2 separate regions of the Homo sapiens genome follow, and region 2 is linked to region 1. A link is an interaction called in ENCODE POLR2A ChIA-PET data of the cell type or tissue named here. Cell type or tissue: Caco-2. All regions are shown on one strand.

Evidence for each region. Peaks named below come from ENCODE experiments on the same cell type or tissue, not always from the same donor. Only the 100,000 strongest peaks of a DNase experiment are listed, where the experiment ranks them.
Region 2: POLR2A ChIA-PET joins it to region 1 with 12 read pairs; 6 of 35 experiments call an interaction of 5 or more read pairs at or near these places.

Annotation. Positions count from the first base shown.
Region 1 is chr10:72,629,467-72,631,966 of GRCh38, forward strand. No RefSeq gene overlaps it. Among named protein-coding and RNA genes, the nearest start is that of MICU1, 4.6 kb to the left of the region's middle. In Caco-2, no CTCF peak of the experiment used is centred here; no DNase peak of the experiment used is centred here.
Region 2 is chr10:72,739,729-72,742,228 of GRCh38, forward strand. The region is part of intron 1 of MCU (mitochondrial calcium uniporter); the gene reads left to right. Among named protein-coding and RNA genes, the nearest start is that of MIR4676, 20 kb to the left of the region's middle. In Caco-2, no CTCF peak of the experiment used is centred here; a DNase peak (open chromatin) is centred at 1,033.

The DNA.
Region 1 (2,500 bases):
TTAAATGCTATTGTATATTTTGTCTAGTCATTTTGGCATCAAGTAGAACATTTAATGGAAAGGAGAACAAGACAGAGACAATTTACAGACTAGGCCAATCTTATACAAATAAATATGAGATGTGAGTATTCTTTCTTCATTTCTTTTTTTTTTTCTTTTTTTGAGACGGAGTCTTGCTGTGTCACCCAGGCTAGAGTGCAGTGGCACAATCTTGGCTCACTGCAACCTCCACCTCCCAGGTTCAAGTGATTCTCCTGCCTCAGCCTCCTGAGTAGCTGGGATTACAGGCATGCGCCACCATGCCTGGCTAATTTTTGTGTTTTTAGTAGAGATGGGGTTTCACCATTTTGGCCAGGCTGGTCTCGAACTCCTGACCTCGTGATCCACCCGCCTCAGCCTCCCATAATGCTTGGATTACAGGCGTGAGCCACCGCATCTAGCTCCTTCTTCATTTCCAAGAGTATAGAGTAAGTTAGCAGAATTCAAGGTCATAACCAAACACAGCTATATTCTACATTAGAAATCTGTCCATCAATTCAGTATTGTTTTTCAGGATGCTATGCAATGTGTTCCGAGTCATATAAATGTATGATATCACTAATCAAGGTTTATATCTCCTGTACAAACTAATAATAAGACTCCTCTGGTGACCAATAAAATTTGAAGTCAAAATTCTTTCACAGACATATATTGAATACCTACATATTAATATATGTAATGCTCACAACTAGTGCTGGGCTTGTAAAAATTTATAAGCTCGATTCCTGCCCTTGGGCAACTTGTATCTATAATGAGACTTGCACCACCGTAAAAATGTATTTTTTAACAAGTTCAGTAGTTCCCAAACCAGTCTGGTGATCAAATGCCTGGGAATTATCTGAGGAGATTTTTAAAATACAGATTCTTGGATCATGAGACACACTGCTTCAGTGAACCAGGGTGATGCTCTGGAATCTGGATTTTAAAAGTCCCAGGTGATTCCCCTGCAATGATAGGATTGGGAATGAATACTAAGTCCTGTATACTTGACAAATAGATTTGATCTTTGCCCCCAGGACTATCATACTATCATATGCAAAATATAATGTTTATTTATTTCATCTTCAGTATTTCAAAAGTGTGTTGTGTTGAAAGATCTGTGTTATCAAGGGACAGTATTTAATGTCATTCACTAAAAATAGAAATTGGTGTCCTTATGTCATACATTTTATAGTTCATCTATTCTTATCACATTAAAATAATATGTGTTACCACAGCAGTCTCCAACATATCACACCACTGTAAAAAACAAAAACATCTTTTGCAACAAGTATCAGACTACAAAAAGTTTATTTTCTAAAGCTTTCATTCAGTTTCTTTAAAATGAATTCAATGAGATGGTCTTTGTTTTATTACACTTATCTTCAGGGTTCCATAGATTATGGTATCTCAAAACCTATGCAGTCGTCCATCACAAACTCCTTTTGAATATATATATCAGAGACAGAGACAGAGAAACAAAGAGACAGAGAGTCTTAGAGTCTTACTCTGTCGCCCAGGCTGGAATGCAGTGCACCATCTCAGCTCACTGCAGCCTCAACCTCCCAGGCTCAAGTGATCCTCCCGCCTCAGCCTCCTGAGTAGCTGAGACTACAGGTGCAAACCACCAGCCCTGGCTAATTTTTTGTAATTTTTGTAGAGACAACATATCACTATGTTGCCCGGGCTGGTCTCGAACTCCTTGGCTCAAGAGATCCACCCACCTTGGCCTCCCAAAGTGCTGAGATTACAGGTGTGAGCCACCACACCCAACCTTTTTGAAGTTATATTGTACTTGAGTAGCTATCTAGAGACTTATGACCCATAGTTGTTCTTGCAGTGAGTATTCTTCTCTAATACTTATAGCCAGAATTAATTATGTTCAAATAAATATGAAAAAAATTTTAAAAAAGCTTAAATGTTTCCTGGCTTTTTACCACTAGGAGGTGGGAGGATGGCATAAATATGATGATTTATAAAAATTGACATATTCTCCTTGATTTTATGATTGAAACTAACTTCAAAATTAAAGAATCTCTGCCCAGATCTTGATTTCTGAACTACCTTTCTCCACAAAAAGGAACTAAGTCTTCTTGAAAACAGGGCTGGTTTCAAGTCTACAGCAGGAATGTACAAGATGACCTGGAACATCTTGTTGTGTCCAAAAGTAAGGAAGCAATCAGAAAATAAAATGAGGACATGTCAAAGGGAGCCAGCTTGAAGGCCCATCACTGGCCAAATCTGGGATAATTGGAGTACCAGCATAAGAACAGTAATAAGTGGCTGGGCGGGATGGCTCACGCCTGTAATCCCAGCACTTTGGGAGGCCGAGGCGGGCATATCACAAGGTTAAGAGATTGAGACCATCCTGGCCAACATGGTGAAACCGTGTCTGTACTAAAAAAATACAAAAGTTAGCTGAGTGTGGTGGTGCGTGCCTGTAGTCCCAGCTACTCGGGAGGCTGAGGCAGGAGAATCGTTT
Region 2 (2,500 bases), 110 kb after region 1:
TTCAGTGGTGCGATCTCAGCTCACTGCAACCTCCGCCTCCTGAGTTCCAGTGATTGTCTTGCCTTAGCCTCCCGAGTAGCTGGGATTACAGGTGCACACCACCATGCCTGGCTAATTTTTGTATTTTTGGTAGAGACAGGGTTTCACCCTGTTTGCCAGCTGGTCTTGAACTCCTGACCTCAAGTGATCTGCCTGCCTCAGCCTCCCAAAGTGCAGGGATTACAGGTGTGAGCCACCGTGCCCAGCTGAAAATTAAGATTTTTATTCTCTTCTCTTATGATCCCATCAATCATTGTCTTTTCTCCTCGATGTGTGTTGGTTAGTAGCTGTCTTGCCTACTGTTCTGTGGCCAACTGTAAAAAGAGTGCCATCACCGGGCACGGTGGCTCACGCCTGTAATCCCAGCACTTTGGGAGGCTGCGGTGGGCGGATCACAAGGTCAGGAGATGGAGACCATCTGGCCAACATGATGAAACCTCGTCTCTGCTAAAATATAAAAAATTAGCCGGGCATGGTGGTGTGCACCTGTAGTCCCAGCTACTCAGGAGGCTGAGGCAGGGGAATTGCTTGAACCCGGGAGGCAGAGATTGCAGTGAGCCAAGATCACACCACTGCACTCCAGCCTGACAACAGAGTGAGACTCTGTCTCAAAAAAAAAAAAAAAGGGTGTTATCTTCATGATTTTCTCACTTCTGGTGTGAACCTGACTCTTCCATTATCTCAGGATGGGAAGCTCCATAATTTGTTAATAGTGAAATGACTAGAATATACTATTAGAAATGGTTTTCCAAAATCAAACTTATTTATCAGTTTTGTTGGAATGTCTTGAACAATGAAGCTTCAGAATTGTGATTTTTATTTCTATATTTCTTTCTGACTTCTCACTTGTATTCCTATTTATATTTTGCATGTTTGTTTTCCTGATTTCTGATTTGGATTCCAGTGAGGTCGTAAGAGCTAATGTAGTACAAGGGTTGAGTTCAAACCAGCAGGTGCTATGAGTCATTTGCTCCTTTGCTGGGGCAGCCAGTGTGCTGCTGTTAAGTGTGGCTGTGTCTCAGTGAGCTCTCAGGAAAGATCCATTTAATCCAATTGTGACAGAGGGGAGATGAGAGCATGGTTCTGAGAGAAAAAGTTTACAATCTCATAGGCAAAGACTTCTTGGATACATAAAAGGATTCTAACTGTGTTTAACGTAATATAGGCTTTTCCATTGTATTTTAATAGTTATCAACAATATATTAATATTTACTTAGTCATGCATTTATTTATATATTTAATTGTAAACACAATTAACAATCTTTTTTTCTCAGATACAATAGTTAATGAGTTTATAATTGAGTTCTTGAGAGAATAGCGTTTTCTTTTTCTTTTTTTTTTTTTTTTTGTGTGACGGAGTCTCACTCTGTCCCCCAGCCTGGAGTGCAGTGGCACGATCTCGGCCTACTTCAGCCTCTGCCTCCTGGGTTCAAGTGATTCCCCTGCCTCAGCCTCCCAAGTAGCTAGGATTACAGGCGCCCACCACCACACCCGGCTAATTTTTTGTATTTTTAATAGAGGTGGGGTTTCACCATGTTGGCCAGGCCGGTCTCAAACTCCTGACCTCAGGTGATCCGCCCGCCTTGGCCTTCCAAAGTGCTGGGATTAAAGGCGTGAGCCACCGTGCCTGGCGAGAGTAGCATTTTCTTGACCATAACTAAATACAGATTTCAATAAGCATAAGCAAATTATGTCAAAAATATGTCCAGTTTACTGGCATTTACTGAAAAGGATAAACATAGAGAGACAGTCTTCTTTTGACAGTAGAAGATATTTCCATGCCAGGTAAAGTGAGAGGCATCTTAACAGTGAGAAGAGTGTCCATGTTCCCTGTGGTCAGTGGCCACCAGTGTTGACATTTCCTGTGTTATGCTGCCAAGTTGATGATGGCTTGTAGGTTATGTGTATCTAAAACTTCTGTCTGATTAGTCTTCTTATCCTTTTCTGTGTATAGTCATGCACTGCAAAACGACATTGGAGACTGGGCCTGGTGGCTCACGCCGGTAATCCCAGCACTTTGGGAGGCCGAGGCGGGTGGATCACGACATCAGGAGATCGAGACCATCCTGGCTAAGACGGTGAAACCCTGTCTCTACTAAAAATACCAAAAATTAGTCGGGCATGGTGGCGGGCGCCTGTAGTCCCAGCTACTGGGGAGGCTGAGGCAGGAGAATGGCGTGAACCCGGGAGGCGGAGCTTGTAGTGAGCCGAGATCACTGCCCTCCAGCCTGGGCGACAGAGCAAGACTCCGTCTCAAAAAAAAAAAAAAAAAAAAAAACAAAAACGACATTGCAGTCAACCATAACCTGCATATATGGATGGTCCCATAAGATTATAGTATCGTATACTGTACCTTTTCTATGTTTAGATATGCCAATATTTACCATTGTTTTACAGTTGCCTATACTATTTGTTACAGGAACATGTTGTACAGGTGTGTAGCCTCGGAGCAATAGGACAT